Regions from separate parts of the Mus musculus genome. Here region 2 is linked to region 1. A link is a loop called in an ENCODE intact Hi-C map of the cell type or tissue named here. Cell type or tissue: heart. All regions are shown on one strand.

Region 1 (2,500 bases):
TCAAATCTGTCCCTCCTTCCGTGAGCAGCCACAGTTGTCAGCCTGGGCACCCTGGGACCCTGATTCTCATCACCGCCACTCCTGGTCACCACAATTCCACACATGATGGCAGTCAAATGTCTCCCCCCACCCAGAAGTGAGACTCAGAGTCTAACTGAAGAAGCCCAGGTGTTGAGGTTATGTCTCTTGCTATGAACTGTAATGCTAAATTTTGTACCTTAAGGTCTATCTAGGCCTACGAGTGGTTTCTCATACTTACCAGCTTTTGTTGTGCAAACCTTGTTCCTTAATTTAAAACCACTGGTTAAATACAAATGGCTACAGCCAATCACTGGAGGTAGGAGGGTTTTGGAGTTACCTGGGTGGCCGTGGAGAGCAGGGGGGAAGAGAAGACGCCATGGGATAAGGGATTGTGAGACCTGGCCATGAGGGCTGGCCACTGGGGTAAGGGCAGCCCAGGCAGAACATGGCTGGTTATATCTCGGCGTAATTGACATAAGAGCACAGAACGGGAAGTAGACATAATAGCTTAGAGGGTAGATCTGTGCCCAGCTCTAGTGCTAAGGCTTATTATAAATAAAGTTTTGTGTCCTTTATCTGGGAACAGAAATCTCTAAGGTGGACTAGAGATCGCCTATCCATATTGAACATTTACCACAACACCCAGGTGCCGGGCGGGGAGCTCACCAAGTCGGGGAAGAACGCTACTGCCTTCCTCTTCTCCGTCTTGAAGAGCTGCGGGATGTCGATGATGTCACCCTCCGCCAGGCCCAGCTCCCGCTTCAGTACCTCGCGGTTCCAGTCGATACAGCTCTGGTAGGGAGGACAAGGGACCGCGCTGGAGAGAACCTACTGGTGTGGCTGAGGCAGGTGCTCACTCCTGCCTAGATCCCACCCTCCATGTCCCGCTCTTACTAGCTAACACTGAGTTAACCCTAGATCATACCATCCTAGACCCAACTTTCGAGAAAGCATTCCATACATGGTTGAAGAGTCACCTGTCCAATAATGTGTGTGCAGTACCCATGCAGGCCAGAAGAGGGCAGCGGATCCCCAGGCCAAAGGTAAAGTCATTTTGACTTCTCCATGTCCTTCAGTTCTATGATCACCCTACATTAGGCCATCCAGGCTGCAAGCCTTGCTGTTTTCTCTGGATCTCCTTCCTCTTCCCTCCACACTCAACAGTGCTATCCCAGTCTGGCCCCACCTGCTCCCTTCTCGCCATCTCCCCCACCTCCCCTTGAAGGCTGGCCTCTGGCCTGGTGGGATGCAGTGTCTTTGCCCACTGATCTGCCTCCCGTTTCCTCTTCTCTTGTGTCTCCACAGTCCCAATTGCAGGGGCACAACAGACCCCATCCTGATGCTCCCAGCCCTGGCTACCTCTATTCCTTAGATGCCCAGGCTAACCCACCCTTAATTCTCCCAGGTTAAAGGAGGGTCTGGGCCTGTTTCAATCTGACTGACCTTTTGTGAACTGCTGGTCCCAGATGTCTGCCCTTGGCCCTGACTCCAGCTCCATCCACATCTCCCACCCACAACCCCCGCACCCCCTGGCCTTTGTACCTGTGCAAACTTATTAAAGTTGATAAGGCTCTGGTTGTTAAGAATCTGATTGATGGAGACGGTCTGGACCCGCCTGTCGCCTGTGAAAGACACAGAGAGGCCTGGGGAGGGGGCGGGGGCGAGCACAAGGCGGCTCGAGGGCCTCTCGCTCTGGGCACCAAAAGGCAAGTTTGTAGCTGCTGGCTTGGTTGAGTCAGTGACCCCTAGGTTGTCCTGGGGAGGGGGCGGGCAGCATCTGTGGGAGCTTAGCCTGACCAATGGGCACATCTGGAGGAAGAAGAGAGGCTGGAGGGGCCTAGTTGTGGGGTGCAATGAACTCCAGTGGTTTAGAGTTCACTGGAGGTGGTAATCACTAATTGGGGTTAGCAGCTGTCCAGGAGAACCTGGTAGGATTCCTCTTTCCTCAGCTCCGGGGTGTGTGGGAGGGATGTGGGGGAGTTGGGTCTGTTGATGGCGCTCATCCAGGGCTAGGGTTTATGGGTTCACTAGGCAGTGAACCAACCAGTCCCAGCCTACAGGCTTTGGCTTGCTTTTTTGGAGACTTCAGGCCTGGCTCTCCTGTCTGCCCAGCGGAGGCCATAGAGACAGGGCTGGCTAGAGAGGGGCTATAGGAGCCAAAGGTGTCCAGTCCTCCCAGCTGCCAGCAAACCAAACCCTGATCATGAGGCCGAAAGACAGCGCCATGGTTCTCCTGAGTCTGCGGAACTCTGCGAGGGATGCCTTGTTACCACCCTCTGACTGACAACGGGGCCCCAGAGCGGTCAGGTGACTTACACAGCTTACCCAAGGTCACACAGCTGTGGCTCTCAGCCATCCTATTGCTGCAACCCTTTAATACCCTTCCTCATGTCCCGGTGACCCCCCCCAACCATAAAATTACCTCATTGCTACTTCATAACCGTAATTTTGGTATGTAACAAATTGTTACCTATGAATT
Region 2 (2,500 bases), 240 kb after region 1:
CATGATCTACAGATCTAACTGATGCTTCAACTTCCCCCCTGGAGGTGAAGACTTCCTTGAGTCTCAGTTACAGATGAGAAAGCTGTAGCTCAGGGGGAATGTGATTTGCCCAGGGCGACAAAGCAGGAGATAATCAAGTCTGACCTGCTCCATTACCTTACAGAAAACCAAGAATTAACAATTTGGAAGGATCAGCAAGTGCCTATGGGCACAGCCCAGTCAGAGGCATCCAGCCTGAGGCAAGCGGAGGCAGGAGACCGGAAGACAGCATGCCCTGTGCCACCTGTCACTGTCACTGTGCTAGGCCTCCAACTCTCCTGCCCTGCAGTGAGAGCTGAGACCCCGGAAGAACCTGGCTGCTTCCTGCACTCCTAGCTGCTGGGTGGGGGTGCGCTGGGCAGAGGGGGAGAGCCCCAGAGCTGTCCCACTACTCCCCACCCCCCTCCCCAGCTCACAGACCTGCTGCTTTTCGCTCTCTGCCAGCAGCAGGCCCTCGTCCCGCTCCTGCTGCAGCGCGGCAATCTCCTTGCTCAGCTCCTCCTTCTCGGCCTCCATCCGTGCCAGCAGCTCCTCTCGCTCCTGCTGCAGCTGGCCCTGCAGCTGGGCCCGCTCTGCCTGAAGCTCCCGCCATGCAGCCTCCTGAGGGCCAGAGCAGGGCTATGTGACACACTAGGAGGGGCCCACAAGGTTCCTTGCAGACGTCGGGTCAGAAGAAGGCACAAACACCCCAGAGCTAAGAGCCGTGCCACCAGGTCACTGCAGGGCAGGGCACTGGAAGCTGTGCTGAGGTCACCTCAGGTCTGTGAAGACAACAGGGAACCCCAGTGGCCTGGGATGAGAACAGGAATGCCCCTGGGGAGGATGGTCAGCAGCCATCCAGGGAGGGGGAGAACTAGGCCAGCAGTGTAGCCTGGAGGCTGGGACACGGTGACAGTGGGCCAAAGCCACAGGCACAGGCACTGGTCTGACCAGGTGAGCTGTGGCACTGAGGGCTAAGGGGACAATGGGGACCCCCAAGCCCAGGTGATAGACAACCCGAATGTTATTTTTTAAACTTTTAGGTTTATTCATGTGTGTGAATATTTGTCTGCAAGTATGTCTATGCACCATGTGCACGCCTGATGCTTCTGGCGGTTAGAAGATGGCATTGGATTCCCTGGAACTAAAGTTACAGATGGTTGTGAGCCATCGTGTGGATGCTGGAAACCAAAACCAGGTCCTCTAGAAGAGCAGCAAGTGCTCTTAGCTGCTGGGCCATCTCTCCAACTCTGTTCAGACAGCTAGAGGGTTGTGTAGAGGAAATAAGGCTGGATGCAAAAAACCTCTGGGACTCAGACTGTCAGAGAAGCTGAAGAGAATACAGGCTTGTGGGCACTGACAAGGCCAGGAAAGGTGGTGCCAGGGGCCACAGCGCATGGCTCACTGGGAACATGATACAGCCATGGCAAGGACAGCTTTCTCAGGGTGAGGGCACTGCCTGTCTCTGGTGGTGGGTGAGGCCCTTCTTCAGGCGCTGCCCTGCCACCTACTGGCCATATGTGGTAATTTCCACCCAAATCCGTGGAGGTGGGGGACAAGGGAGGCATCTTTTTCACCACTCTATGAGTCCTGCACGGGGACCATAGCTGTTGGAGGCCGCCCTGCCCAGGCTGTTTTTGAAGCCCTGTCCTGGGAAACACTCCGTGCTGGGGATTCTCAAGTAACAGGAACTGCCAGGAAATTTACTAAGCACTTGGTGGCTGCGCTAACCCCTTCACAGGACCCCATAGCAATCTATCCGTTTCTATGGAAGGAAAAATGAAGGCACAAAAACCTTATATGGCATCAGTGGAGTGAGACCAAGGTCAGACTCAAACTCAGGAAATACAAGCTGACTCAAGTGTGCAAGTGACTTCCCTGGCACGCCCTGCCCTGTCAGTCCTGAACCTTATTGATGAAGTAGAAGCTTTCTACTGGACACTTGTTTGTTTTGAAACAAGGCCTCTCGTCATGTAGCCCTGGCTATTCTGGAACTATGTAGACCAGACTGGTCTCGAACTCTAAGATCTGCCTGCCTCTGCTTTCTGGGTGCTAGGATTAAAGGTGTACGCCACCACACCCTGCTTTCTGCTGTATGCTACACCGGCCTTGCTCCAATGACTGTGGGTCTCCATCAGGTTTAGACCTGGTTTGGGGCCTGGAGCTCTATGTATCTGATAAGGACAACCACCCTCACCCCTTATCTTCTCAGCTACCCCCAGCTATATATCCTCATATCTTCTATGGCAGGCATCTGTTTCACAGATATGGAAACTGAGGCAGGGCAAGACAGAGGAGAGCACAGAGACAGGGAGACTCAGAGCCCTGCCCACTCCTCCCCAGGACCAAACCTTCTCATGCTGCAGTCTCTGGAGATCCTCCTCATGGGCTGCCCGCTGCTCCCGCAGAGAGGCCTGTGCCTCCCGCTCGGCTTGCACTAGCTTCTGGGTCATCAGCTCCTTGTCCAAGGCTGCCTTCTCTT

Evidence for each region. A loop is a pair of places that touch in the nucleus more often than their neighbours do. Peaks named below come from ENCODE experiments on the same cell type or tissue, not always from the same donor. Only the 100,000 strongest peaks of a DNase experiment are listed, where the experiment ranks them.
Region 2: a loop joins it to region 1, with 4 times the contacts of the local background. A loop is called at or near these places in 6 of 42 quality-filtered maps.

Annotation. Positions count from the first base shown.
Region 1 is chr4:140,788,150-140,790,649 of GRCm38, forward strand. It overlaps Padi3 (peptidyl arginine deiminase, type III), which reads right to left. Exons shown (of 16, transcript NM_011060.4): 14 at 1,564-1,643; 15 at 688-813. Gm52482 (a long non-coding RNA gene) reads left to right here. Exons shown (of 3, transcript XR_003955158.1): 1 at 1-444; 2 at 668-1,064; 3 at 1,427-1,562. Among named protein-coding and RNA genes, the nearest start is that of Gm52482, 1.6 kb to the left of the region's middle. In heart, a CTCF peak has its summit at 1,035 (motif pointing right); a DNase peak (open chromatin) is centred at 962; H3K27ac peaks cover 1,299 bases.
Region 2 is chr4:141,030,433-141,032,932 of GRCm38, forward strand. It overlaps Crocc (ciliary rootlet coiled-coil, rootletin), which reads right to left. Exons shown (of 37, transcript NM_172122.2): 20 at 2,370-2,500; 21 at 460-639. Among named protein-coding and RNA genes, the nearest start is that of Mfap2, 21 kb to the left of the region's middle. In heart, a CTCF peak has its summit at 1,535 (motif pointing left); a DNase peak (open chromatin) is centred at 1,519.